Linked DNA regions of Mus musculus: regions 1, 2, 4 and 5 are each linked to region 3. The links are chromatin loops, found by intact Hi-C in ENCODE. Cell type or tissue: heart. All regions are shown on one strand. Links, peaks and the distances in the headings refer to the core of each region. The heading gives the core; the rest is flanking DNA. Region 1 overlaps Gm35381 (a long non-coding RNA gene). Region 2 overlaps Rab17 (RAB17, member RAS oncogene family). Region 3 holds the start of Gm35242 (a long non-coding RNA gene). Region 4 has its middle 14 kb from the start of Gm41918. Region 5 holds the start of Gm35381 (a long non-coding RNA gene).

Region 1 (5,854 bases), core at 490-5,489, 250 kb after region 3:
TGGCTATATGCCTCCATGTAGCTGAATGGAAAAGGACAGATGGAGTCAGTGGTTTCCTGGAACTACATGGAGGATGGGAAGAAGAAAGGAAGGGGAGGGGAGGGGAGGGGAGGGGAGGGGAGGGGAGGGGAGGGGAGGGGAGGGGAGGGGAGGGGAGGGAGTCTCTATGCAAGTTAGAGGAAAATACTTCTGGTCACAATAGTAGAATCTCTGGCCTGAGTAGAGACAAAACCCTAAGGAAGGTAAATTGACCTTAAGCCATACTAAACAGATAGAATAATTAGTCCTTTCATTAGATACCATACTTATCCTTCCCAGAATCCCACCCCGAGTCTGCTTGCTTTTCTGCATCATTCAGAAACTTTTCTTCTATCTCTTTTCTAAGCATAGTTTACTTAATACGTTGGTTTTCCAAACATTTGGGTTTCCTTGCTTTCTCTATAGCTTCCTCCTGCACCACGTGGCTGCTTGTCTGTTGTATGTCCACCTCCCATGCTGCTTCAGTGGCATGGCTTTCTTCCCCCCTCCTCTGTTCTCCTCTGTGTGGCAGCTCAGATACAGCTGGTTTCCTTTAAACTCTAATAAAATTGTCCTTGAGCTTCTGTTTGAGTCCATTCTTAAATTGTTTTATTAATGATGCATACAACCCCAAGAAGAGGCTCAGATTTCTCCTGTATCCATAGGAAGGAAGGAAGGAAGGAAGGAAGGAAGGAAGGAAGGAAGGAGAAGGGGAAGGGGAGGGGAGGGGAGGGAGGGAAGGAGGGAAGGTAGCCAATAGCACAGACTTCCCAAGACCTCTGAAATTCACACAGCCTTTCATAGACATTACCTCATGTCACTCCGTAGCAAGCCCTTAGAGGACAATTCTGGACAAGAACTACAGCTGTCAGAGAAGTTGGACAGTGTGTCTAGTGCAGGAGAGCAAAGCGGGGGTGTGGGGGTGTGGAGCCAGGCCAGGGGCTCTCTCCTCTGCTAGATGCTAGACATGAGACTGAGAGAATAGCCCGGGAACCTACTCTCCCCTTTTCCTCTGTCCCTGCTGAACAGCCTGAAGCTCTAAGCCTAAGGGCTTCTCTAGTGCTCCAGACCACATGGTTGACAAGCTGATCAGACAAAGATGTAGGGTACTAAGGACCCCTGAGCATCTATCAGTCAACAACAGGCCAGAACTAGGAAGCAAGCAATCCACTGTCTATCCCTTGACCACATCACAGAGCACCGAGACAGTCATCACAAGGTCCCCAGTAAGGCCACAGAGGCCACTTGATCACTCACCACACATCTTGCTGCTCCAACCAGGCTCTTCCCAAGACCTCCTCCCAAATACATGGCTTAAAATCACTTTTGGCTCAGTCTGGCTCTAAGGAATTCTAAGTCAGATTATCCATCCACACTACTAAACTGGTAAGTCAAGGGCTGGGGATGTAATTCTATTAATAGGGTGCTTGGCTAACAGGCAGAAAGTCCCAGCCCCATCCAAATTGCAGCATCAAGCCAGGTGTGGTAGTGCAAATCTGTAATCCTAACACTCAGGAGGTTCAAGGAGGGGGACCAGAAGGTCAAAGCTGTAGAGGCTAGCCTGAGACACATGAGACCATATCTCAGAAAGGAGGAGGAGGAAGAGGAGGAAGAAGATGAGTAGGAGGAGGAAGAAGAGGAGGAGGAATAGGGATAGGAAGAGGAAGTGGAGGAGAAACAAAAGGAGTAGGTGGAGGAAGAAACGAGGTGGAAGAGATGAAGAAAAAGGAGGAAGAGGAAAAAGAGGAGGAAGAGGAAGAAGAAAAGGAGGAAGAGGAGGAGGAGGGAACAACTGAAACCAAGCAAGCAGGTGTGTCTCACATGCAAAGACTAAGCAGGCCTGGCCCTGCTTTAACTTGAGGAAATCTGGCACATTCTGGACAATATGGCCATAAAAAGATCTAAGTAAATTTTCTATACCAGATAAATCATACATGATGCCCATTAACCCAGGAGAGCAGAGGGCTGTGCACAGCTAACCTGACCACATTCCACACACACACACACACACACACACACACAGAGAGAGAGAGAGAGAGAGAGAGAGAGAGAGAGAGAGAGAGAGAGATTCAGAGACAGGAGTGGCTACTAACCAATGACCTTTCTTCAAAGCAATGTCCAAGCCAGTGGGAGAGTGTCAAAACCCATCAGTCATGTCTACCCCAGCAAAGCACACTGCGCATAGTGACAGACATGATCCTGGTTGCCAACCCTGCCCCTCAGCTCATGGACTCAACAGGCTCACAACGCCATCAGCAGATGCCTGTCGTAAGTTCCCTAGGTCCCCAAAAGCTAATCTCCCCTTTGCCAGAGGCACATGTGCTGAAATACGGGCACCAAAGCCTATGATCACTCCATGTAAAAAAAAAAAAAACAAAAAACAAAAAAAAAAAAAAAAACAGAGATACAAAATTTAGAGCACTTAGCATGGAACCTGGCCCACCTGGGTGAGTGGTAAACTAAAAATAGACATGAGTCACGGTTGGCCTGGGAGGGTGGATCTCAGTTCCAGCAAGAGCACACCCTCCCCTTCCCCCGCCCCAGCACCACCTAAGGCAGCCAAGGAGCAGAAGCCTGTGTGTACCCTATGTGCAGCCCAGCATGGGCAGGACACTCAGTGCACGTCTTTGGCACCGGCCTTCTGTGAGTCACATGGTTGTGGAGAGCCCTGGGGCCTGCGCCTTGCGTTCTGCTGAGCGTATCTGGAACCATCTGGCCAGGCACTGGAGCCCGCTTGGAGTCCCTGGATAAACACATCCCGTCACTTAGGAAAACAGAATTCGGTTTTCCTTACTTGATGAAGGAAGCCTCTGGGGGGTAGTTACAGAAATGTGTGCAAGACTAGGGGAGGGAGTTGGCCAGCTTACTAGAACAGGAAGCCGAGGGTCTTTGCACAGCACAATGCAGAGAAAGGTGAGAGAAAGCAAGAGTGAGGGAAAGCAGCCCCATTGGAGGTGTGTCCACAACGACCAAATTTCACAGTCACACATGCTCTGATTTACACACAGGCTCCATTCCAGGGCTGTTTCCAAGGTAATTGTTTGGAGTTTGGGACGGAATTTCCCGTAGAAACTGCTCACTGGCGGTAAACTTAACCCACTGAGAGCTTTCTCCACTATGCAAGGAACTAAAGACATCATTGCTTCACTCTTCCCAGTCCTTCTACATCATATGAATCATTGCTTCAGTGAGAAATTAATGCTCATGAATAAAACAAGAGATTCTCTCTTGTTCCTCTGTACCACCCACCTCAGTAAATAGAACTTGGGACAGGTTCCCTGGAGCAGGTAAGTAGAGAGAGGTGTCCTAAGCTGACTATGAAAGCCAAGGCTATGTCACTCTCTGATCAGACACTCACCGTCTCTGAGCCTTGCTCACCTCTCCCGCAAATAGTCCCTACTTGTGCTATTGCCCTTGATGTTATTAAGCGCTGGAGTATATAGTGCCCAAGAACAGAGCTTGACTGGCATTGCCTGTTGCCTCTACTTTTATGCACAGAGGAGAGAATTCAAGGAAAGCAATAACAAAAAGATGAACCATGTCTATTTTTTTTCTTAATCTGATCATCATGCCTGGTTTATGGCATTCTGTAATGAGGATCTAATGATGGATGGATGGATGGATGGATGGATGGATGGATGGACAGACAGAGTGAAGGATAGACATGTGGATGTAGAACATGCACATACTGTCTTCTGAGCCACTGCCACTAGCTTGAGTTTAGTACCCTTCTCTTAGACCTTTATCAGTTGTCTTTCTCCTTGCTGTGACAAAACACCTCATAATAATTACTTAAGGAAGAGGGGGTGTGTTTTAGCTCAGAGTGTTTCCCATCATGATGGGGAGTCGTGGTTGTGAGAGTTTGGTCTGGTGACATTTCACCCACAGTGAGGAAGCAATACCCAGTGAAGCCTCAGGCTCAGCTTGCTTTCCTTTTAACACAGTCTTTGACCCCAGCCCTATGGAAAGATGCTGCCCACACTTAGGGTGGGTGTTCCCTCCTCAATTAACCTAATGTGTCTAGGAATATCTAATCCTTCACAGATGTGCCCAGGGGCTTGTTTCCACAGTGATTTTAGGTCCTGTCAAGTTGCAGATACTAACCATCACAGACTTACTCCCAACCCTACCCACAGGCAGGCCTTGATGCTATTGAATCCTATCTATTAATTACAATTGCCTGTCCTCTGGCTCTGAGGAGTCATCTCTCTGCTCCAGCCTTTCTCTAGGCTCTTTGCCACCAGCAGTCCCAAGGGCCATGCCCATGGAGGCATTTTTCATGGTTATCCCTTAGCCCAGTTATCCCTTTGCCTCCAGCGTCCTCTGAATCTCACTCTCCCATGAAGCTAGCTCTCACTTCCCCACACACCACCAGCCTTGGTCTCTTATCTGAGAGGCAAAGTCAAGTTGAGTCTTCCTGGTGACTGTTTTTATTTTTAGACCCCATCAGTACCTTAAGTACAAACCCAGAGTCCCTCTTACAGGTTTTTCCTGCCTCAAGCATTTCATCCCTGGTCTCCATCCCCTAACAACTATAATCCCCTCCCAATAGCAGATTCTTAGGAATAGAAGTCCCGATTCCTTCCTTTCCTCGGATTCCTCCCCATCTGATTAGTCACTGTATCTGCACCTCCTTCCAGGTTGCCTGAATTCAAGTTTGTCTCTGGTTGGCTCTAATTCACTGATCTCTTTTGATGAAAAAGAAAGCAAAACAAAATAAAACATTAATAGCACTACTCAACAAACTCCCCAGTCATAGTATGGACATGTTACCAGCTTCTCTTTCATGGTTTTGTTGTCTATTGCTGCTGAAAACCCCTTCAGTACTCAGTGGCTAAGACCAGCCTTCATTCTATGGCTATGATTCTGTGGGTTTGGCTGGGTGGTTTTCTGCTGCATTGAGTGTGGGCTGGGACAGTCACCCAGGAGCTCACTGCCCTAGAGCATCCAAGATGGTTCACACACATCTGAAACCCTAGCCCTGGGCTTGCTGAGCGAAGCCTCTGCCCTTTTTTTTTTTTTTTTTTTTTTTTAGTCTGAGTTTCTCTCTTCTCTGTGTGGTGTCTCAGTGCTTCCAAAAGGTAGGAAAGCATCAGCTGTAACTGTGTCCATAATAGAAACAGCATCATTTCAGCCACATTCCATTGGTTCAAAGGAGAATTGAGCAGGAGAAAGCTTTTCAAAGCCACGGGCATCTGGAATTGCGATTCACTGGGGCCGTCCTCCTATACAACTTCCATACAATCCATACAGCCTCAAGCAGTCAGTAGCCTCTGCTACCCATAGCCATTAACATTTTTAAATTGTGGACTTTAGAGTCAGTCTGACAGAGAAAAGAGAGGAGAGAGAGAGAGAGAGAGAGAGAGAGAGCATGTGTTTAAGTTGAGAACTGAAACACCATTTCTCCTCACATTCCATTCACTTGACTACAGGAGGCCTTAGAAGTGAGACCATGTTTACTCCTTGGTTGGCCTAACCTGTTTCTTGTCTGCTTCCTACTTCCCATACAGAAGTATGGCCAGTAGTATTGAGCACAAGCAACAACCTCACACCCTATAGGTGAGAGTAGGCAATGGGGCACCCTCTCCTGGAAGTCCGTGTGCTTGTTAGTTCTGTTAACTTGATACAACATGGAATCATCCTGGAAGAGAATCTTAATGAGAAGTTACCAGATTGTACTGTGGGAGTGTCCATGGTGGGTAGCACCATCCCCTAGTCAGGTTATCCTGAATAGTATAAGAAAGAAGAAAGCTAGCTGAAAATAGGCAAGTGGGCAGACAAGGACGCACGCCTTTTCCTTCAGCTCTTCACTATGGATGTGGCTTGGCTTGATTCA
Region 2 (5,854 bases), core at 278-5,277, 310 kb after region 3:
CTTCATCACCTTCCAACGCCACTTTTTCCTGGGGTGGTGACATGTGGCTGCGGTGAAAGGCATAAGTGGGGATTGGCTGGGATCTCAGATGAAGGTCTCATGACCTTACCCATCCCTCCTCCCGGGCAGGAACACAGGCTGGCTCTTGTTGATGGTTTCCTGCAGGCAATAGCTGCTGCTCTGACAGCAGTGGTAATGGCTGCCATGCTTGGAGGACATCCTCCCACAGCTCTTATCCAGAAAGAACCAGCTCCTCGTCTGGAAAGATGAATGGAGGCGTACTCATCTTTTCCACAGTCTGGGAACGGTTTTAAAACATACAGAAAAGTTCACAAGACATTGTAAGGACTATCTCAACCTACATGGACTCATCAGCCATCCTGTCTGCCTGCTTCCTACTTCCCATCCTTGCCAACCTACATTTGATGACAAGCTGCAGACACCAAGACATTGCCTCAAAGAGTTCAAACCTTTCTCCCAAGAATAACACAAAGTGTAAGCCTGGAAAAGTCTATTCTCTCTCTCTCCCTCTCTCCCCTCTCTCTCCCCCTCTCCTCCCCCTCCCCTCTCCCTCCCCCTCTTCTCCCCCTCTCTCTCTGCATGTGTGCATGTGTACGTGTGTGTGCATGCATGTGCATGTGTGTGTGTGCACACACGTGTGTGCATGTGCTCATATGTGCATATGTACGTGTGTGTGTGTGTGTGTGTGTGTGTGTATTTTTCTCAGCCCCTGATCTTACATCATAACATCAACCTTCTGAAGCACCCAGTGGCCTGTTCTTTAAAATGATCCTTGCTGATTATCCCACCTAGTGGTGAGCCTGACACTGCTCTTGCACTTCCTGTCACAGAAAAGGACCTGGGCCTTAGCTGGACATTATACTCTGCTGTCCAAAAGTCCTGGGTCCTCTGATGGAGTCCTGGGTCCCACTTTGACATGTTGACCTTGACCTTGAGTTCAGGGCCCTGCCTCTCAACTGTAAGAGATCTCTCCATCCCTGGGCACCACTGACTTTCACAAGCCTGGTGAAGCTGGGTGGTTCCAGATCCATCCAGTCTTGGGCTTTCTGCTGAGGTGTGTCAAAGGGAGCATTACTAATCAGTCAAGAGAAAGGAGAGATTGGTAACCAGACAGGCAGTCACCTACAAATCTTCCTGCTGTATCCCTGCTTCCTCAAAGCAGTGATTTTGCCCTGAAGAGATGCACCGGAGTGTCTAGGTACCCAGGACCCAACAGAAGGATTTGTCTTAAGTGATACTAGATCGCCACCTAGTGGCCATATGTAACCCGGCCTCTCTTCCCCCTCTAGGGTAGGCTTGCCTACCTGCCTAATGATTCCCAGCCCTTAGGGATGATGAGGACAGCCCGGGATGCTGAATATTCACTTCCCCTGTTTCACATGTGAGCGAGTCACCAGGTGGCAACAATGTATCTTCCCTAGCTGTCAGCAAAGCAGTTGCCCAGCATCAACAGGCCTCACTAAGAAACCCACCAGGGAAGAGGGAGTGAAAACCTCCCACACGGCCCTTGTCATCTGCTCACTGATCCTGACGTGAACAGTGTCTGGCTCACATTTGTCCAGTGGTCACAGGGTTTCCTTCAGGTCATGTCAGGACTACATCAGTGCCTAGAAACTCACAATCGTTTCCAGGCCCCAGAACGGAATGAAGCTGCATCCCTCTAGAAGTGCAGCGGGGCCAGAAAGTTCCCTCCAATCCCTGGCCTGAGCCCCATGTGAAACTTGAAGGGAGAAAGCACTGGTGTGGTCCTGTCCAAGCAAAGCCAATGGGAGCAGGAGTCACAGCCCAGGCACAGACAAGCTCCTGGCCAGCCTGGGGACACGTTCACTTTTATCCATTTGAGCTTCACAGTGGGCACGGTGAAGCCATCTTCCTTGGTGAGATAACAATGTTCCACTCTGTGATGTTCTCTAGGGCTTGTTTGACTCTGTTGGTTTTGTTGTTTGCTTGTTTGTTTGTTTGTTTGTTTTCTCACTGTGCAGCCCAGAATAAGCTCGCCATTCTCCTGCATCAGCTTCACAAGTGTCGGGATTCGAGGCCTACATCACCACACCCAACAACAATGTCTCATTGTTCAGACTCAACAGCTAATCACACTCCCAGAAGCAAGGATTAGCAAGGATTAAAACACACACAGAGAGAGAGAGAGAGAGAGAGAGAGAGAGAGAGAGAGAGAGAGAGCTTTGCTCCCTAAATGGCCACACCTTGCCCCAGCAAGTGTCAAGAGAGAAACTTAACAGGAAGATGTTTTCTGGGGCTTTCTTCCCTGCTCAAGGACCTGAGTTTCTCTACAAGGATAAGAACTCACACAATCACCATCAGAAGAACTCACAGTCCACCCCAGACCAATGCCTGTGCCCACCCTCGTTACACTCACCCCCATGAACCCTCACCATGTTTAACACCCACAAACCCATCTAGAACGTGTGCAGAAAAACTGAACAGGTGTGACCCGTCGGGCCATGGGTCCAAATATAACCTCATGAAGTGTTCGGATTGTCAAGACGTTTAATATTTGGAGAGAAGGACATGAGACAACACGGTGTTCATCTCGGGACAGGGGTTTTAGAGTCCTCAGATCACTAGGTAGAAACCTGGCTCTGTCCATCCACCGCTGGAAGGGGGACACTTCCATCCCAGCCACCCTTTCAGACTCTGTCTCTCCTGCGTCACCTCACTGAGACTTAGCACCTTGGGCTCGTTTTTCTCTTGGGCTCATCTCTGCATTTTTCCTTGCATTGATGCCCCTTCTCTCCCCCTGACAGTTCCCAGAACGAAAGTGGTCCAGTTATGGATGCTGCCCCAGGAGGAAGCATCTGTCCTCCCATCCCACGGATCAAAGGCTTTTCCCAGTCCATGCTGCTTCTCTGCTTCATTTAGCTCTCTGTGCTGGTCACAAGGAAGCTGAAAGGGACAGCCCAGGAGGAGCAGGCACACTTGGCTCAGGGCATCCAAGTATCTGGGTATCAGGTAAGGTAGGGCTGACAGTCTTCTGGGAGCCATTTGACACTGGATCTTCCCTGAGACAGTTCTCATCAGCTTTGGCAAGCAGTGATTACAGAGAAAACCAACGCCTGGAAGCCTCCAGGGCTCAAGCATAAGCCATCTCCGACACAGAACATGAATGGACAAAGAGGCAGCCCCGGCAGATTTGCCACAAAGACGTAGTAGCTTGGGCTGGGGACCCTCTGAAGCACAGGCTGAGATGTGTCCTCCGCCAGCTCTCCTGCAGTGGCAGCGGCTATCGTGCACAGCACTGGCGCTGCCTGATGGGAGGTTCCTGGTTCAGAGCCACAGCCTCACCTTCCTGTGGGCGGCTGCTCCCCGTGTCTCCTGCTCTCTGCAGAAGCTCCTGAGCTGTGGAAAACAGGGAGGTGTACTGGAGAGCACCACCCAGAACCCTAACCAAACATTCCCTATTAGTCTTCCTCATACCCCTCCCTGCCCCAAGGACACCAGAAGTCAACCCAAGGGTGGAGGCATAGCAGCGAGCTCTCACACTCCTGTGGAGGGGCTGTAACTCACCAACAGTGTTGAAGATCTCAGACACCTGGTAGTTCAGCTTGGCGGAGGTTTCCATGAACAGCAAGCTTTTGCTCTCTGCAAACTCTTTTCCTTCCTGAAGGAAAAAGTCAGTGTGTTTAATGAGAGCCCCTCCAAAGACTCACTAAGTCCAACGACTGTGGTTGACTCACAAGAAATGGAAATGCACCTGTAATCCCAGCACTCAAGAAGCTGGGGCAGAAGGATTATGAGTTCAAGGTCAGCCTTGGACACATACGTCCCTGCCTCAAAACAATAGAAAAAGACATCTATGTGCACATATTCTTCACACAGACCACCTGATATACACACACCCTCTGTACATATGTGTACATACACCTTCTATATGAATCTCCAACTAGAAGAGGAACTAAGATGGAATCTTTGTGCATTTCTATACACACAAGTGCATCTGCATGTGGGTTTGCATGTGGTGACTTTGGAGGCACATGTGTGTGCTCATGAATATATATCCATGAAGAACGACTCTGGGCATGTGCATGAGCATGTGTGTTTATGAAGTATGAGGTAGAGAGATCATGGGTATACATGTAAGTGCAAGTATATGGATGAGTATGTGAGTGCCTGAGGCACAGAGGTATATGCTGTGTGTGTTGTGTGTGTGTGTGTGTGTGTGTGAGAGAGAGAGAGAGAGAGAGAGAGAGAAAGAGAAAGAGAGAGAGAGAGAGAGAGAGAGAGTATGTGTGTGTGTGTGTGTGTGTGTGTGTGTGTGTGTGTGTGTGTTTCCAGGCCTCAAAAAGTACTTGAGTCCACAGAATCAAGAACTCCCTCCTGCTGCCCGCCACCATGCGGCACCTGGAAGGTCACTTCCCGCTCCTCGCCCAGATCCGTTTTGTTGCCGACCAGCATCACCACCACCTCTCCTGGCTGGAATTCCTTCTCCAGGTCTTCCAGCCACTGCTGGGCCTTGTGAAAGGAATCCTAAAGAGACAGAATGGAAACCGTGCTGGAGTTCTCCTTGCTGAACCAGAAGAGCAAAGCTCCCTTGTGGTTGCATAGCCACATCAAGACCTTGTTCCAGAATGCAATGCCAAAGGGCTGCTCTGATCCCCTGAGAGGGCATCCAGGATGGGCTGGCCCTGCTAAGGGAGAGCTGTGCAGCCAGGCAGCACACCAGAAAGCCAAGGGCATGGATGTCACAGGGAATTTGGAGTCAAGAGCTCCACTTTGGACACCATTTTGTGAAGGAGAGTTTGAGAGAACTGTTATCTCCCCAAACCCAGTTCCTAACTGTAGCCCCTCATAGGTCAGGTGAGGGGCTTGACCCTGTGTCCTTTGGCACCTGTCTCCTGACCCCTGGCATCAAGGCTGATATGGGGTCCCATCTCTCCACACTCCTGGACCTATGACCAACACATACATTTTGGATCCACTGCAATCTTTTATCCAGGACCCTCCCCCAAGCCTCTTGTACCTACTACACCTTCCTGCCTCCTAGCCAATATGACTACTCCCCACTTCCCTATTTCCTGTGAACAGCAAGCTCACCCTGTCCTGGGCCAGGTTGGACACACTCGGGCATGCGAGTCCAGTCCTTCCATATCAATCCCATGCATGCTCTGTGTTCTGCAACCCCTGGTGAGACACACTGGTTGGTCTGGGGAGGTGGGCTGGCTCTGAAACAGTCCCTTGCTATGTCAGCAGCACACTAGAACCATTGATGGTGGTGCTGTGGGGGTAAGGAGTGCACCAGGAGATTGCAGAGAAACAGAGCCCAGCTTTGGGTGTCAGGGGTTGCCAAGAGGACTCTCTGAATGAAGCTAGCAGCATGGGCTCACTGGCCCCTTTGGTTGATGTAGTCGTTACTATAAACCATGGATCCAGTCCTGTTTCCTTGACGTGGACCCCTATAGAAAGCAGTAAACGTGCAGTTGCCTAGGGAAGGGGGTGGGAAGTGACCCTACCTTCCGAGTGATGTCATAAACCAGGAGCGCAGCATTGGCACCCCTGAAGTAGAGGTGGCAGACGCTTTGGTACTTCTCCTGGCCGGCTGTGTCCCAGATCTCAAGCTTCAGAGATGAGGAGCCCAAGTCCAGCACCTTTGTGAAGAAGGCACCTGCAATAAGGGGACCAAGGGAGGGTTTGCTCAGGGTACGCTGCTCATCTGTGGCTCCTAGTGCGTCATCCTGACCTATGCTTAGCAGCTCCCTGAGAGGCAGCTAAGCCCGTGCTCGCAGAGGCTGAGTAAATGCCTGTTCCAGAGGCTGGAGCTTCTCTATGAAGCAAAGCATAGCTGGCAAACCGCTTTGTGCCCCTTAGAGGTTTCTCC
Region 3 (5,854 bases), core at 403-5,402:
CAGACAGATCCCTGATAGAAAATACTATGGCATTTGCAGATAGTTTCTACATATTTTCCCATATGCTTCAGAAGTATGCAATTTCAATTTATGGTGTGGTATGGTGTGGTATGTATATGTGTGGTGTGTATGGATGTGTGTGTTCAGTGTGTGTGTGTGGCGGGGGTTGTGTATGGATGTGTGTGTGTGCACGAATATAAGTGTGTGCCACAGTGCACATGTGGAGGTCTCAGAACATGTGGGAGTCAGTTCTCTCCTGTCCCCGTTGGGGACTGGGAACCTAATTCAGGTCGGCAGAGTTGACAGCAGGGGCCTTTACCCATGAGCCCTCTCACCAGCCGCTCTCAGATACTTTCAGTCCTCTCTAGATCACTTGCAATGCTGAATAGCTTGCAGAGGCCATGCCTGTAGTCCTGTGCTGGGGAATAACGATAAGAAAAACATCCGGTGCGTGCTCAGAACAGATGTATTTTTCTTTCTGCCTCCCATCTCTGTGGGTTCTCCCCTCTGCCCCTTAGGGCGGGGCTTCTGACCGGTCTACCTTTGATGTTCTCCTCAGTCTCCTCCAGGTGGCCCAGGAGGCAGGCTGAGTCTCCTGACACCTCAGAGCAGTGTTCTCAACCTCCCTAATGCCGCCACCCTTAAATACAGCCCCTCCTGGTGTGATGACCCCAACCACACAATTACGTTCGCTGCTACTTTGTAACTGTCCTTTTGACACTGTTAGGAATCATAATGTAAATATTTGGGTTTCCCAATAGTATCAGGCAACCCCCGTTAAGGGATCTTTTGAATCCCCCCAAAAGGGATTGAGACACAGGTTGAGCACCTCGGTGTTAGAGGCTCCACTCCCACTCACTAAACCTTAAATGAGAAGTAAGTGCAAGACCTTCCTGCCCCTACAGGCACAGCGTGCAGAGCCAGGACAGCACACCCAGATGGCCTGTAGGACTAGGGGAATGTCATGTGCTTCTCCTGCTGCACCCCACTTCCCTGTACCTTGGTAATAGCTACTCACCTCCCCTTCTTACAAAAGTCACTGTCCTTGCTAGGGTCAGGTCAGATCCTCCTGCCCAAAGTTCTGAGAACACAGAGCACCTTTCTCAGTGGGCAGCAGTCCTGGAAACCCTGGCCTTGTCTCCTATGAGGCGGCTTCTCACATTTCTATTATGAGTTGATAATCTGTTAGGCTGAATGGCTCTTTAACACTGGCTGGCATGTGGGAAAACCTCAGAATAAATAAATATGAAATAAGCAACTGAGCTCTGCAGACTCCTCAGCCCAGTCCTCCGTGTTCACCTTCCGAGGGCTGGGATTCCCACCCACCCAAGCCCGAGGGCAGGGACACCGTTGTAGAGAGAGCTTCTTGCTTATGCTGTAGGGCTGCTGCTGCCAGCACCTGGCCCAGCAAAGCAATGGGCGAGAACAGCCAACTCTGACTTCCGGAGGAGTCATATTTAAAGAACAAGCAAGCAAGCAAACAAACAGACCAGCGACTGGACAAGGCGGCCTCCCGAGTTCCCTAGCCTAACTGTGCATAAAAGTGCTCAGCCCCTCAGGCTTGCTCTTGCTGCAGAGAACACGAACATGGTATGGAACATTCGGGGAGTGAACAGACTTGCTGTGAATATTTGCTGGAGTGTGGGAATCCCTGCAAGGAAAGTGTGTGGTTGGCTGGGAGAAGACTTGAGTGTGTCTGGGGACGGTGGGCTGGATCCGACTCACACTGAACTGCAGCGTGCTGTAAATAGCAGGGCCCACCCTGGGGCATAACTCCAAAGTGTCAGGAAGCTGCTCCCCACACCAGCTCTTCCCCTCAGAGGAAAAAGAACTTCATATGGTAGAAATGGGAAATACACACGAGAACGGAGGCATAGGGATGCTGAAGGCTTTTTCCTATAGGCACACTGGGATAATCAGAAAGGAGGCCATATTGGTTCGTGTTGTCAATTGGACATAAGCTGGAGTCTCCCCTGAGAGGATGGAACTCTCATCTGAGAGAACGCCTCCATCAGTTGGCCTGTGGAAATGTCTGTGGGGCATTTTCTTGCTTAATGGTTGACGAGGGAAGACCAAGCCCACCATGGGTGGTGCCACAGCCAGGATGGTCCTAGGCATCACTTGAAAACAAGCTCAGCAAGCCAAGGAGATCAAGCCAGTGAGTGGGGTGCCTTCTTGGCCCCTGCTTCAGTTTTTGCCCTGAGTCCCTGCCCTGACTTCTCTTCATGATGGATGGGAGCTGTATGGTGAAACATCCCTTTTGGTCCCATGTTGACTCTCCAAAGGCATTTACATCAGCAATAGAAAGGAACACACAGGATGAAGGCCTTTGTCCTAGCTCAAGAGCCATGTGACTGGCTGGGCAAAAAGGGAGAGAAACCTTCTGTCCTCAGTTACCCATGCTTTGGGGCCACCTCAGCACCCAGTCCTCTTGGAATCCCCTATCTGAGGTCATACCAACACATTTCCCACACTCCCTTGGGGATTGATGACAGGTCACAGGTAGATGACAGGTCACAGGTAGATACCTGTGGGTGATTTCCAAAGCACATCACCCCAGTGTGAACTTCCATGCCTGCCTGCCTCTCTGAACTGACCCTCATGTCCTTCTTGTCAAGATTCTGACTAATCCAGGCTAATCTGTTCCATTCCAGAACCTTCGTCGGAGGAGACATCATTTGGCCTTTCAAACAGTGGGTCTCAATAGCTGATGAGTAACGAGAACAGCACGGTAAATTGTAAGTAGCAGTCTGATAGACTGGAGTGAGTAAGGGACAGCAGGGTGATTGATGCAGGCACGTGCTACATGATGACATTGATCTCTGTGGCCATCATGCTCTACACACAAGAGTGAATGCATGCTCATGGGTTCCAAAGGCTGGGCAAGGTTTGAATACAAGAGTGTCATGTATCTTGTGCATTGCTTAGAGCAGTACTGTGGAGACACAGAAGAACTTGGAGGGAGGCAAGTGACACTTTGTAGGTTAATCACCATCTCTGCTCGCCAGTCAATCAAGTAGGCCCAGAGATGCTCTTCCTCCCAGGCAAAAAGATCTTTAGGGCTCTATGTTGTCCACTTTACCTGTCAATAGTTGCTTGAGCCCCTGGAGTGGAAAGGGTCTTGTTTAAGATACTTGCTATTCCCCAGCCTTCCACCAGATGGCAGCCTTGAAACATGGGGAGGTGGTCCATCTGGCAGCTGCTTCAAGTATCTTCAAGTGGGGGAGGCGACTTCAAATCTTAGAGGCCTGGGCCTCTCTCCTTCCTTGCGAAGGGTCACCTCCTGAAAAAACTGTCTGGGTCTGGTTCCTTGTCTGGCCAGGCAGCAGCCGCTTTCTGAAGCACAGGGCATTTTGCCAGGGGCTGTTCTGCAGTCTCAGCAGTGGATTCCCCACCACACTACTGAAATGCCCCAGGCCTACACCAAAGCCAGACAAACTCCAGCCCTTGCACATCCAGCAAGCTATCGTTATCCCTCCCACCAAGTCATGCTTCCAGAAAGGAAGTGAATGCTGGCCTCTGACTTCCAGCCCCTCCCCCATGCCTCCAAGCCTCTTGCACTCACATTCCATAAGATATTCTGTTTCCTAACTGATATTCTTTGTAGTGTGGAGAGCACATCACCTTCCTGGGAAGGGTAGGGCCTTCAGCAGCTTCACAGAGCCTTGGCTGTCATCCCTGTTCTTGTGTGCTCCCCTACCCAATCTCCCCTTGTGCCTCCCTCCCATCTAACACCATTAGGCTGTCCCCTCCTCTCCCTCCTCCAGTACTGGCTACCCATCCCCCATATCCTCTGCTAACATGCAGATGACCCAGGCAAAGGGCCTCTCACCCTTGCTTCTGCACCAGATCTGCCACCGTCCACCACACAGATCTCTGCCGTCTCTAGAAACAGGACCTCACTCAGACCAGCATCTCCATGTGCCCACAATCAGAGTCCAAACCTTCCTAGGCTTTTGGAGCAATGGGGTGGAAAAGGTTTTGGGAGAGAGGTGAAGCCCACAGCAAGGATGGGTAGCTGATGGAAACACAGCCTGTCTGCAAGAACAAGAGAACAGGAGGATTCTTACAGCCATGTTAGCTTCACATGCTGGCCTTAAAGGGGTGACTCATTCAAGGCCAATGGAACTGGGTGGCTGTTGAAAGGGACACTTAAACTACTACCCCAAGCCAGAGAGGACAGGCAACACTCCAGGACCCCACAGTAGTGACTTTATAATGGCTACTTTCTCTGTCCTTCTCCCACCCCAAGTCTGTCTGAGTGCTCCCCAGGGCCTCAGGGAGCTGGTGTGTCTCCTCCAGGCTTCCAGCAGTCTCTAGATGAACCATTACTGTCCCCAGGAAACTGGGCCAGGCAGCCAATGTGGGAGTAGGAATAGGGCCAGGCAGTCTGGCCCTGCAGCTGGCAAGGAGAGCAACCTTTACCAGGCTCTAGATTGTACTGGGTGCTCTTAGATCTAAAATGCAAGTGGGGCTTATCATATGGGAAAATTCTTCATAAATCTGCGCACATGTGCGCGCACGCACACAAACACACACATGTAATCGGACTGTGAGATGCCAGCTGCACACAGCTGGAGCGATATTCCCAAGACAGCAGATGCTGGGAACCTCTGAGGGCTCTCCCAGGATGGCCTTCCCTTCTGGACACCCCTCCTTTCTTTGCCTTATATTCAGAACCCCAAATTAGAGAGGAAGCCTTGTGTCAGCACCCAAGTCAGATGAGAAATGGCTCATGGAAGGAGCACCACATGACGTCCTGGAGTTACCCAGAAGAACAGCAAGTAAGGGACCTTAAAAGGACCCTCGCTACAGGCAGGCACCTCCATGTCCATTTGGTGCCCTGTGTGGAAGCCTTCTGGATCAGCGGGCCTGGAGTTCAATGATGATGGAGCTAGACAGACCTTAGAGCTGAGGAAGCTGCTCTGGGCAAGCAGGGACTATGGAAGCTTCTATGCCAGTCTGAGAACTGTGCGGGCATCCATCTGGGTGGGAGCTGGTGTATCCAGATGGTTTCCATTTTTCTGGGTAACCTTGGAAAACGTGAATCAGAAGGTGGCCACGCTGCCCACAGCTGCAGTGGGGGGCAGGGGGATACTGCCTGTGAGTCACAAGCTAGGCTCTCCAGAGCTGTTTTCCACATGTCCATCTAGGGGACAATTCTCTACTGGCAGTTCAATTTCTTCAGTCCCCTGTTTTCTTAGGACCAGGGTGAGTGATATGTTTGCTCTCAGTGAAATGACAACCTTGTGGCATCACCCCCAGCACACTTCTGGAACTGATGAGTCCAGCCTTGATGTCCTGGGCAAACCAGAGAATAGATTAATCCTTTCAGGGCACAGCACAGTCCCAGAAGGCACCACTTGACCCATCTCTCAGGAGAAAGCAAAGGTGAGGGCCTTCAATGTAGAAGTCCATTTTCAAACTCTCTAAGAAGACTCTCTGCTCCTGAACACTGCCCATTGCATTCCTGATCCTACTCTCCTAGTCCAGACTTAAAGAGACCCTAGCTTTCATACAGCCTGCATCTTTCTACCGTGGTGGCCACAGAGAAGTAGGCACAGCACCCCAGAATGAGGGGCTGAGTACCCCCCAGCACGGGGCAGTGCAGCCCAAGGTCCCTACAATCCAAATCAGGTTTCTCACAACTACTGGGATTCTGTGCTCTTCTAAGAGGGGAGGCATTGTCACTGCCTCCTGGGCCACTGTGATACCTGCTTTTGGCACAGTCCCACACTGTCATCACCCATCCTGTTAAAGTCCTAAGAAATGAGCAGTCTCCTTGACCACACTGACGCAGAGAAAACAGACCCAGGAAAGAAGAGATCTGTCTGCATGGGTCACCTAGTAAGCA
Region 4 (5,854 bases), core at 554-5,553, 100 kb after region 3:
AGGGGTTACCAGAACACAGGCAACTTACAGGAGGCTACAGCATGGAGGAGAAAGAAAAGTCTACCTCTCTCTCTGCCCAGTAATCACTTACTGCCTTGGTATCTCAGGGAGGGGAGGGGCTTCATGTGCCCTTTCACTAGGTACCCCCTGAGTGATCTCTCAATCTAGTCAGAGTCCTGTGTGGGTAATCAGAGCTGCTCTGATCTCAAGAAAGAAATGGCCATACTATGCCCAGAGGACAGGGAAGGTATGGCTTCTTGTAATAGCTAAATGTTGGAGAAATCTCTCAGACAACTCTCTTTATCAATAACAACTGTCTTCTTGCACCAGGTAGGGAACTGATATTTTATTTTCAATATTTCTAGAACTCAGACAACAGTATTTCTGTTGTACACACAACATAACCTGATTCCTGACTCGGAAAGGTGGAACTATCCCAAATGCATTAGGAGTTTTAGCTATTGGCGTAACAAACAAATAAACTTAGTGGCATAAAAACACACAATATATCATTCTTCAGGTTTGTGAGGCAGAAGTCTGAAATAAGTCCCAGTGGATGAAGATTAAAGTGCTGCTGGGAACTTTCTAGAAGACAATATGCCCCTCTGTCTTCTCTTCTCCTGGGAGCTGACACACTCCTGGCTCATGCCTCCGGCCCCAGGTTCAAAGCCAGAGTGCAGCAGCCCAAATTGCTCCAGTACCATATCAGGCTCTGGTCTCCGTCCTCCATTTTCCACGTTTACAATAAAGTACGTAGTGACCACTTATGTGTACAGACGCATGTGACCATGCACATGCCTGTGAAGATTAGAAGTCAACCTCAGGTGTCACCCTCAGCTGTTCATCTTGAAGCAGAGTCTCTCACTGGAACTGGAGCTGATGAACTGGCTAAAATGGCTGGCCAGTGAACCTCCAGGAGTCTCCCATTTCCATCTCTAAATGTATGTGCCAACATGACCAGCTTTTCTACTTGGACTCTAGAAACTGAACTCGTGGCATGCTTGCACGGCAAGCATTTGGCCAGCTAAGCAGTCCCCACACCCCTATTCTTCCACCTTTGTTGTTACATCATCTCCATCAGATAGTTCAAGATAAATTCAACTCCATTTTCAACCTCAAGTCCCTATGCTATGTAACATGACATGTTTACATACAGGTCCCAAGGTCTGAGATAGAGGCATCTTTGCAGGGCCATTCTTCTATCTACAGAACCCAGATCACAAGGCTATCCAGTGGCAGAGTATAATCAAACACAAGTCTAACTTCAGGAGCCACCAACTGCTCCATTCTCCTGACTCTGTCTGGTCACCCAGCATGCTGCTCTTTTGCCCTGTGACTTCTGGGACACTTCCAGCACCCCTGCAGCCCAGGCCTCTGTGTTCTTCAAAGCTCAGTATGGCTTTCATCTCTACCTTGGAGCGTTTCCTGGGCAAACTTGGCTGCTGAGCCTGAAAGTCGTATGATGAAAACTCCATCTGGAGTCTCCCCTGCCTCATGGTGACAGTCTGGACTAGAATCTACTTGGCATAAAGCACACAGCCAAACTCTGGGCAGTCCCGCCCATTTCCTACCGGCATCCCTGTGCTTTCATCCCTTAGGCCTAAGGAGAACAAGGAAGGTCTTTCTCCCACCAGAAAGCTTTGCACATAGACAGAGGATGGAGCCACAGGCTCCTTCCTGCATCTTCTCTTTGTCATGTGGAACCTTACTCTCAGAACACATTCTGGCAGATTCCCTACACCTGGGCACAGTGTCCTCCACATACTATTGATTCTGTAAAGCCATACAGAGTGGCAGTCACATAGACATGTTCTAATCAGCCTTCCTCCTGGATACCTCACCATTCTCTGCATGAGATCAAACTAGCCTTCTGTCTGGTTCATTGTAGACTAAGTTCAGTCTGTATGTGTTCTGATTAAACTGGGTCAATGTTGCAGTACACTAGTGCCATCCTTCATCCTATAGTGGGAGGTAGATCAGTTGTCTATTTTAATCAATCAATCAATCAATCAATTAATTTTGAGACAGGGTTTTTACTTAGGTTTCTGTTGCTATTATGAAACACCATTACCAAAGCAACTTGAGGAGAAAAGTAGTTGGCTTATGTTTCCATATCATTGTTCATTGTTGAAGGAAGTTAGGGTAGGAATTCAAACAGGGCAGGAATAGGGAGGCAGGGACTGATGCAGAGGCCATGGAAGGACACTGCATACTGGCTTTCTCTCTATGGATTGCTTAGCCTGCTTTCTTTTTCTTATTTTTAAAATTTTATTTATTTTATCCATGAGTGCTCTATCTGTATGCCAGAAGAAGGCATTAGATCCCATTACAGATGGTTGTGAGTCACCATGTGTTTGCTGGGGATTGAACTCAGGACCTCTGGAAGAGCAACCAGTGTTCTTAACCACTGAGCAATCTCTCCACCCCTCAGTCTGCTTTCTTATAATACCTAAGACCACCAACCCACAAGTGGCACAACCCACAATGAGTTGGGCTGCCCACACCAATCACTAAGAACATGCCTAGGCCTATAGCCCAATCTTATGGATCCATTTTCTCTTAACCTCTGAGCCATCTCTCCAGCCCATGGATCCATTTTTTTTTTCTCAATTGAGGTTCCCTGCTCTTGGATGACTCTGGCTTGTACCAACTTGACATAAAACTAGCTAGCACACAAGGTCTCATTATGTAGCCCAGGCTAACCTGGAAACTCCTTGGGTAGACCAGGCTGCCCTCAAACTCCTAGAGCTGAAAGCAGAGGCAAGTGCTACCACATCCGGTCTGACTTTTATAAATCAGGGTCCTTCTGTCCAGATCTCATCCCTTTTTTCTCAGCTTCATGGCATCCATCCGTGAGAATATTCTCTCTGCCTTGTTTTTGTCCACAGCACTGAATCAGGAGCAGAGCTCGGCAACCCACAACCAGAGCTCTGGCTTAGTGAATCAGGGATTCCGCTGGTCACCACTAACCAGTCAGTAATACACCTCACTGCACGGCCTCCACACACAGCTCCCCGCTTGGCTGCATCACAGCGTCAGGAACTGTCAGATGCCCTAATGGAGAACAGATGCTGTAAAAAGCAACCACATTCCCAGGGCCATGCTTGCCAAAGGAGGAAGTGAGTTCTGTGTGCAGTGGCCACTGCGAGTGGAGGCAGTGTTCTCCCTAGATCTTCCACTAAGCACAACGGAGATAGAGATGACTTCAAACAAGTCCTGAATTCAAGATGACACTTGGCTCCCTTGAAGCCTCAGATAGAGAAGCAGAAAAGACGAGTTCTGTTTTGTATGCCTTCGGGCATTCGGGAGCACTCTTGGTTTTCTGCAAATAGCATGAGCTCTGTATCTGTCCTACGTGTCTCTGATTTAAGGTGGGCATCAGTGGAGCTGAGCTAAAGAACCTGCGTGGTGGAAACTTCCCTCCAGTGCTGTGTGTGGGGCGACCATAACACTATCCCAGCACACCTTCCATGACCCAGGCTGCCCTGTCTCAGACACACCACACACCTTTGGCAAAGATGGGACAATTCTAATCAAAATAACTTCCTTAGGTTCTAGGGGAGGTTGATGGAGGAGGTATGGATGGAAAAGATTTAAATACATTGTATATACATGCATGAAATTTTCAATCAATAAAATATTTTTTAAATGCATCATATGCAGTCAGCTCTGAAGTTGCTGACAACGCAAATGGTTGCAAATGGTATATGGGTGATCTTGAGAGAGCCCCTGTCCTGCTTTATCTTTATAGGACAAGTTCTGTACTTCACAGTTCAAATTACTTTTAGGAAAGTGCTTAAGTTATGGCTCTAGCATTTGGCGGCGGGGGCGGGGGGGGGGGGGAGGGGCAATGTTGCCAAGGAAAAAGGTATCCAGAGATGTTGACAGGACATCTCTGCTCACTTCCTGCATGCCCAGGCCTGCACTCAAAGCTGAGGGATGAGCTGAAGCCGAGTCCCTGGTCTCAAGAACATCTGATGGGGGACTCTCACAAGTGGACAGTCACGTCTGCCAGTCGATGCTGCTCAGTCACCAAAGAGAGAAACAGAACATGGTGTGGCTGTGTTTTCTCAGCCTTCCTCTGACCACACAGAGCAGCTGTTGGATGTGTTTGAAATCTGGTGATGTGTGAATTCCTCGCTGTGCTTCTCTCCATCTGTCTGCCTCCCACCCATTTCTCTCCATCCCCTCTCTACATGTATAGCCTTGACAGTTAGTCTGAATCTCTCAGAACTTGATTCCTCCATCTGTGCAGTGGGCTTATTGTGCCCTCCCTGCCTCTTTAATGAAGCCTTCATCATCACTGTATCATCTTCCCTTTGTGCCCTCTTCATGGGCCTGCTGGGAAGTAAAAGGAAATAATGTACGTGAAATTGCCAACCCAGTGCCAAGGCTAGACAGCAGGGTTTCTATGGCAAACACAGCAACAAATACTTTCCTAGAAATGAATCATGGCTAATTCATACAAGTTTCCACAATGGCGGTGGATGCTTTTGATCTCAAGCTTAGCCTTCGTCCTTATGGTGTCAGAGCAGTCTCTAGGTCACGAAGTCCACGCATCTGGACTACAGTTGGCTGATATGCAATTGCTGTGGAATAATAAATGGAAGTTGTCCAGATTTTCAGAAATAACATTCTCCACACTAAAACATATCATTTAAAAGTAGAGACCAGCAGAACGGCTCGGCAAGTTGGGCTTAATGACTTGAGTTTAATCTCCAGGACCCACAAGGTAGAAGGAAAGAATTGATGCCTGAAAATTGTCTAGTGGCATGTGCGCTCCATCAAACACATCTGTGCTTGGGTAAACACACACACACACTCACATGCACACTCACACACATGCATGCAATACACATACACATGTTCACACACACACAAAGAGAGAAAGAGAGATTGGTAAAACATTTTACTCTTTTTAAAAAGTATGTATGAGTGTATGCCTGCATACATGTATGCACACCACATATATGCAGTGTCCAAAGAGGTCAGAAGAGCAATTGGATCTCCTGAAACTGTAGTTTCAGTTTTGTGCTACTATGTGGGTTTGGGGATCTAATCCCAGGCCATCTGCAAGAGCAGGGGGTGCTCTTAACCACTGAGCCATCTCTCCAGCTCCAAGAGACACCACTCACTCTTTCTCTACTTAATTTTAGAATTATTAATATTTTATGCATATGTGTCTGTGCCTACACGTATCTCTGTGCCACACTTCCATGCCTGACATCTGTGGAGACCAGAAGAGGGCATTGGCTCTTTTGGAATCAACTGTGAGTCACCATATAGATGCTGAGAGTTAATCCTGAGTCCTATGGAAGAGCAGCTAGTGCTCTTAACCACTGAGCACTCTCTCTAGCTCTGAGCTACTCAGCCTTAAGCTAAAGACATTAAGCAAAGGATGTATGTACACAGTAGTTTCCAGCCCCACTATCAATATTTCTAATATCTTCCATAATAAAGGTAAGTGTTCTACAGTATGGTGGTGGATATACTTGACTAAGAACAAGTAAGGGGTGGATTAAAGGATGAACTGAGAATGTGAGAAGTTAAGGACCTGCACTTGGGTTACTAACAGAGCCATTAGAACCCACTGAGAGACATCAGAAGGACCCAACCCTATCTGAGGTTGTGTGACTGAACGGGAAGCATTAATAGGAAAACTCACTGGAAAGGTCAACTGGATATTAATATACGTTATTAGCATTCCTAAAAGGTTTCCCTTAAGTGATGAGACCTGTCTGATGAGAGCAGTTTAGTGCCTTGATTGACAGCTGATAGGCCCTTCCCAGTGCCAGGCCACAGGCACAGTTCTAAGGATCAAAACCACAGCATTGACTGGGGTGTGTAGGAACAA
Region 5 (5,854 bases), core at 320-5,319, 260 kb after region 3:
CATGGAAATACCTCTGCATCTTGGGCCTCCAGCTGACCTGCTGGGTCATGTTTTATTGTTCCATTCAGACCTTGGCTACAAAGAGTATCTAATGGGCAGATGGTTTTGGTCTTTGGGGAGGCACAGCAGAGGCAGATAACGCTGGCAGAGATTGCAGTGGGCAAAGCCCACAAGAGAAGAAAAAAGCTGGTATAGAGAGAGAAGGCTTCTGATGGCATGGAGCCTGGCCCTGGAGAGAGAGTCTCAGCCCATGATGCTATGTGAGCTAAGCAAGCAGTCCTGCGGAGGAGTGCACTGGGCAGAAGCACCAGACTCTGTCTGCTCTGTCTGGTCCCAGAGTTTCCAGAGAAGTATGGAGTTGCCTGCAGAAAGGGCTAAGGCTCACACACCACAAAAGATGCTGAGGGTGCTGAAGCAGAGGCTGCCAGCCAACTCCCGCCTCCAGCTTTCCAGCATGTTCCTTTGGAAGAAAGATCTAAGTGGTGTTCCGCCATATCCGCCTCAGCAGACTCATCCCTGGGGGGAAGAAAGAGCTTAAGTCACACACATCTTGCTTCCATCCTGAAGGAACTTCGTGTGAGTAAGAAATGAACAAGAGGGGGGGGTGGGAGCTCACCCCAGGACACTGATGTATATAATTCCAGTGCCAGAAGTCTCTTGGCTGTGGAAGTTTTTAAATAGCTGATGAGCCGCACGAGACCACAGCGGATGGGATTGTTAGGGCCCAGCTGGGATGAGTTAAATTATCTACACAGGACAGAGAAATACTTGAAGCAATAAATCTCCAGCAGTTGTCCATGGAACATGGGAAAGTTTCCTATAAAATTACCATCAGTTACCTGTTCCAGCACTGAGCCAAAACCTCCCACTTGGATTTTGGATAAACTATTCTTCCCACGTAGATATTATTCACATACAGCAAGATGCACTGCTTGAAATGTCTAGCTCAGTGAATCCCGACCCTCTTGTATGTGAGTCTAGTGAATATGTTAAAACACATAGCCACCACCTCAGCAAGAGGCAAGGCACTTCCTTCAACCTAGGAGATGCTTGCAATTCTGTGGCAGCCATTCTTGACCCTGAGCCCAGGCAGCCATGTATCTAAGCTGTAAGCCTGTAAGACTCAGGTTCACAGAACCATCCTCTATAGCGCTTTGTGTCTCCTTCACATGGGACAATGTAGGTGGCGCTCACAAAGCTGCTCTGCAAGCCCGCAGTTTACTCTTTCTATTGCAACATAGGCTCCATGATAAGCATGCGTGACAGCGTGCTTCCCTACTTACTTGTAGACCATCTCTTGCTGGGTTTCCACAGACATTTTGTGCACAAGCTCATTTCTCTCAGAACCCCCCTACATTTTAACTTTCTTACATTGTAACATTTTTTTTTTTTTTTTTTACTTTGAGGTAATTGTCAACTCACATGTGGTAAATAGCAGAAATCAATGCACTTTTGGCTTAGGTTCTCTAATCTTACATAATACACAGCTCTGTGTGTGTGTTGTGTGTGTGTATGTGTGTGTGTAAGAGAGAGAGACTAGGTATATGTGTCAGTGTCTGAGTATCTGTGTGCGTGTGTGTGTGTGTGTGTGTGTGTGTGTGTGTGAGAGAGAGAGAGAGAGAGAGAGAGAGAGAGAGAGACTGGGTATATGTGTCCATGTCTGAGTATCTGTGTGCGTGTGTGTGTGTGTGTGTGTGTGTGTGTGTGTGTGTGAGAGAGAGAGAGAGAGAGAGAGAGAGAGACTGGGTATCTTATGCATCAGTCTCTGAGTATCTGTGTGCATCTACGTGTGTGCATGTGGGGGGGGTGGAGGGGGGGTGTTTCTGTACCTGTGTGTTTGTGTGCGTGTGTGCATGCACACACATGTTGAGTTCTTAGTGGTTTTTACTGCAGGTACAATTCATGTGAACGCCACCTGAGTCAAGACCCAGATCACAAAGATCCTTCAAGGAGCCATATTGCCACAGCACCTCCATTCTTTCCCGTTCGTAGCACAGGCAGCTCTACAAACCTCCCTGTCATGGTTGGGGTTACTATTGCTATGCAGAAACACCTTGACCAAAGGCAATTTGGGAGGAAAGGATTGATTTTGCTCACAGTTCCATATAAAACAGCTCTTTATCAAAAGGAGTGAGGGCAGGAACTCACACAGGGTTGGAACCTGGATTCAGGATCTAATGCAGGCCGTAGGGGTCGGGGCTGCTTACAGGGTTGCTCCTTAGAGCTTGCTCAGTCTGCTTTCCTATAGAATCCAGGGATGGAATCAGCAACAATGGGCTGGGCCCTCCCCCAATCAATCACTAATTAAGAAATTGCCTCACAAGCTTGCCTACCACCCAGATCTTCTGGGGGCCATTTTCCTAATTGGAGTTCCCTTCTCTCAGATGACTTCAGCTTGTGTCAAGTTGACATAAAGCACCAGGACACTCGGTAAATGTTTCACTCCCTGAAGGGAACCATGACCCATGGATCTATCCTGCCATAGCACTTCATATTGATTCCTGTGGCCCTAACCCCTAACATTGTAACCTGCTCATTTATAAAAAGGCAACACTTTTGAAAATGAAGCCCAAGTTAGAATCAAGAAGGTAGCAACAGCTGAACCCAGCCATGATGGAAGACAACAGGGATGGGACATTGAATCTTTGAGAGAAACAGAGATCTTAGTGGGATTCCCACCTACCACAGGATGCAAAGGTGGGGCTATCATCACAGGGGCTGGACACCTGGCTCCATGGGTGGAAGTTTCACTAGCAGACATTAATTGCTACTAGGTCCCTTGGGCCCTTAGAGCCCACGCAGTAACCCAAACTAGCCAGAAGAGGGCACCAGATGCCTGAAGCAACCATCCATCCTGCTCAGGGAGACTTGTCAGTTAAGCCCTGCACCAGGGAAACCTGTAGGCAGGGACCACTAAGGCTGTTGGCCCTGAAGCCCTGGCTCTCTCCACCTCCTTCCTCTAGGGGTAATCAGGAATCTGGTGAGGTAAAGGGCGTGTTTGGTTGCAGGGTAGAAAACAGAAGTGAAGGATGGTTGAAATACGTATCCCAGATGAGGATGCCTGTTGCCTGGACCAGGAAAGGAAAGGGCATCTCAAAAGGCAGAGTCCAAGGGACTTCTGGTGTCTGAAGGAGTTCAGGTGGCTCCGTCCGAGAGACTAGCTCAGCATCACTAAATCAATGGCCTCCAGCCACTCAGAGACCTCAGTAGCCTGGTGGCCTTTAAGGAGATACTGTGAAGCAAAATGACACAAAAGTCTTGCTTGCCTCAGACTGCCCCACCATGCACTGCCCAGGGCCCTTTTGTAACGTCACCACCTCCCTGAACCTCAGGCCCTCCTCTGTCATCACAGTATATCGGAAGCACCACTTGCCCACAGGCCAGCTGTAGAGACTGGCTCGGGTCACAGAAAGGATGCCTCCTGCAGAGCCTCATATAGTCTAAGGCTTATAGCATTCCCATGTCATCCGAAGCCAGTGTTAAGCATCATGAGCAGGGGAGCAGCTCTCAGCTGGGGCTGCAAAACAGAATGGGCTTGGCATGATGCCCAGGTGGCTGGCACCCCCCTCCCACACTCTCTAGACCATCTCCCAAAGTTCAAGGTCCCTTTTCCACTGCTAAAGGGGAGGCCTTTCTCCTAGGATTAATAACTGCCCGGGTGCACAGATATGCTACCCAGAACTCACCTGACTTAGGAGTGACAGCAGAAGCTGGGGGCTCTTTTGACTTACTCAACAGCCATTGCTGAGGCCAGACATGGACGCTGAGAGTGTAACTGTAACTGCATGGTGCTGGGGGTGCACTGAAAATCCCCTTAGTCTCAACCTCTTCCTCCAAAATGCTAAGAGCCCACGCAGCCTGTGGCATAGGTGCCCTAGAATAGAGTTGACAGCTGCTCACACCATTGCTATGCTCTGGAGCACAAGGCTGGGTCCTCGCAGCCCTAACAAGCCAGGCTCTGCCATTGCTCACCAATTGGCTGTTTATCGAGACACTTAATAATGTAAGGCATAAAAGAAGATTCACTCCGGGTGACCACACTGGGAGGGATGGAGAGATCAAGAAGTTTAGTGGCCCCTGAAAGTCCAGCCTGAGGTGCTGGCATGAGATGCAGGTTTAAGCGGAGAGCTAGAAACGCACATAACTAAGCAGCCTCCATCAAGGTGGGCCATCGTCCTCTGGGCTCCAGTCTCCTGGAAGGTGTTCTGAGTTCAAACTGAAATCTCTTCCTGGGAGACAAGCTCCTCCTCTGGCTGGCACTGGGGTCCTAGCCTTTTGCTTTACTAAGTATGAGATTCCCAAGAAAACTTGTTATTTTGTATGGATTTTGTTTTAATAGTCTGATGGAGCAGCTCGAATGTCTCTCTCGAGAATAGCCATCACCCTGCCAGGACAGTTAAACTGCCAGTTGCTACCTAATTAGGACATGTGACATCCCCAAAGGCCCAAGAAATCCAAGGCCAGAGTTCTCCTGAAGTCAGAAACTTCTGTGTACTCTCCTCTACTCTCTTCTGTCTCCCTGGCAGTACCAACACCACCATCCTCGGCCTCTCTTCTCACTGGGCTCAGCCAGTGAGGACCCCAAAGGACTTCATGGGTGAACAAAGCCATGATAGATGTAGATGCACTGTGTCCCAGAGCTCTGTGGCAGCAGCCTCAGAACTACACTGTCCTGACACCACAGCCTCTGTTTTTCTGGCCTTAAGATAGGTGGATTTCGCTGTGGCCAGATGAAAGGAGGGGACGTCTCTCTTGCTTGGCTTAACTATACCACGCCTTTGTTGGGAGAACCTGGCCACTCTTCTGCCCTGTCTCCATCTCAGGCTGTAGCTGGGGTGTGCAGATCAAGGCCCCCAGGAGCTAAGGGTTGAATGGTCTTGGGCTCTGTTCCCCAGTGTGCTCATTTCCTCGAGGACCTGATTTCATCCTGTCACAGCAAGCTGGATACCAGGAAAGGAGAAAACTGCAGGGCATCCAGAAGGAAGGCTGAGTCTTCCAGACCTCAGCCCCAGATGTAAATGCCTCCACTGGAAAGCCCCTATAGGTGTGAGCAGACCAGAGGTGTGTTACCAGTGTGTGCTCTTCACCATGTGATACTCAGAACATCTCCAAAGCCATGGTGGCTTCCTGGCTGTCCCAAAGCTACATGCCATATTCATTACTGTTTCCTAGGAATGGCAAGCTGGGTCCCACCCCATGCTCTACCTGACCTCGTATTAGAAAATAAAGCCTGTCCCTCCCCTCCCACACACAGCCCACTGCACCTATCCCCAGCATCAGCCCTCTTGGGGTGATGTCCTACCTGTCACAATGTTGCCAGAAGTGATGCCCCAAGGCTGGCCTGTAGGGAGCAGGACTTTCCCAGGGCCCAGAGCCCAGAGCCCAGCTGGGGTCCCAGCCCTCCCAGCAGAATTTGCTTTAAGCAGAGATGGGGGCTTTCCTGGCCTTAGGTCCCAGGAAGCTGTATGTGGGTGGGTCCCTGCAGGCCTAGAGGTCCTAGCATCTAGATAGGCAATGGGCTAGGGATCCTGAGTGGTGGGAAATCCCAGCATTCCACCCCTATCAAGGGACTCCCCAAGAAAACTGGAGTGGAGCCAGTTCCCAGGCTCTGCAAAGCAGTCCCCTAGCCTGGCCAACAACCAAGACCAGAGCATCAGGAGTGCAGTTAGTTTGTCTGTTTGTTTAATTTGGTATTGGGAGGAGACTTAAAGGAAGGAGGGAGGGAGAGAGGAAAGGAGGGAAGGGGGGAGGAAGGGAACAGAAAGGATGGAGAAGAGGGAGGAGAACAAAATGGAGCATTAAGAAGTTTGTGGATGAAAACTGTTGGATGGGGTCCCAAGCTGGTAACCCAATT

Evidence for each region. A loop is a pair of places that touch in the nucleus more often than their neighbours do. Peaks named below come from ENCODE experiments on the same cell type or tissue, not always from the same donor. Only the 100,000 strongest peaks of a DNase experiment are listed, where the experiment ranks them.
Region 1: a loop joins it to region 3, with 2.6 times the contacts of the local background. A loop is called at or near these places in 7 of 42 quality-filtered maps.
Region 2: a loop joins it to region 3, with 9 times the contacts of the local background. A loop is called at or near these places in 30 of 42 quality-filtered maps.
Region 4: a loop joins it to region 3, with 2.4 times the contacts of the local background. A loop is called at or near these places in 4 of 42 quality-filtered maps.
Region 5: it touches region 3 in a loop (8-fold over the local background); 7 of 42 quality-filtered maps call a loop at or near these places.

Annotation. Positions count from the first base shown.
Region 1 is chr1:90,894,265-90,900,118 of GRCm38, forward strand. All of the region lies in intron 4 of Gm35381 (a long non-coding RNA gene), which reads right to left. Among named protein-coding and RNA genes, the nearest start is that of Gm35381, 12 kb to the right of the region's middle. In heart, for the core only: no CTCF peak of the experiment used is centred there; a DNase peak (open chromatin) is centred at 2,647.
Region 2 is chr1:90,955,622-90,961,475 of GRCm38, forward strand. It overlaps Rab17 (RAB17, member RAS oncogene family), which reads right to left. Exons shown (of 6, transcript NM_008998.4): 3 at 5,490-5,641; 4 at 4,381-4,506; 5 at 3,547-3,640; 6 at 2,512-3,378. The coding sequence ends at 3,263. Among named protein-coding and RNA genes, the nearest start is that of Prlh, 5.4 kb to the left of the region's middle. In heart, for the core only: a CTCF peak has its summit at 1,292 (motif pointing left); a DNase peak (open chromatin) is centred at 1,270; H3K27me3 peaks cover 3,528 bases.
Region 3 is chr1:90,647,692-90,653,545 of GRCm38, forward strand. It overlaps Gm35242 (a long non-coding RNA gene), which reads left to right and starts at 1,387. Exons shown (of 3, transcript XR_387261.3): 1 at 1,387-1,590; 2 at 2,655-2,738; 3 at 4,678-5,854. In heart, for the core only: a CTCF peak has its summit at 3,160 (motif pointing right); DNase peaks (open chromatin) are centred at 3,450 and 4,320; H3K27ac peaks cover 3,776 bases.
Region 4 is chr1:90,747,331-90,753,184 of GRCm38, forward strand. No RefSeq gene overlaps it. Among named protein-coding and RNA genes, the nearest start is that of Gm41918, 14 kb to the right of the region's middle. In heart, for the core only: no CTCF peak of the experiment used is centred there; a DNase peak (open chromatin) is centred at 3,051; H3K27ac peaks cover 1,919 bases.
Region 5 is chr1:90,903,723-90,909,576 of GRCm38, forward strand. It overlaps Gm35381 (a long non-coding RNA gene), which reads right to left and starts at 5,396. Exons shown (of 6, transcript XR_387263.3): 1 at 5,303-5,396; 2 at 12-516. In heart, for the core only: a CTCF peak has its summit at 2,804 (motif pointing right); DNase peaks (open chromatin) are centred at 439 and 2,799; H3K27ac peaks cover 103 bases; H3K27me3 peaks cover 1,494 bases.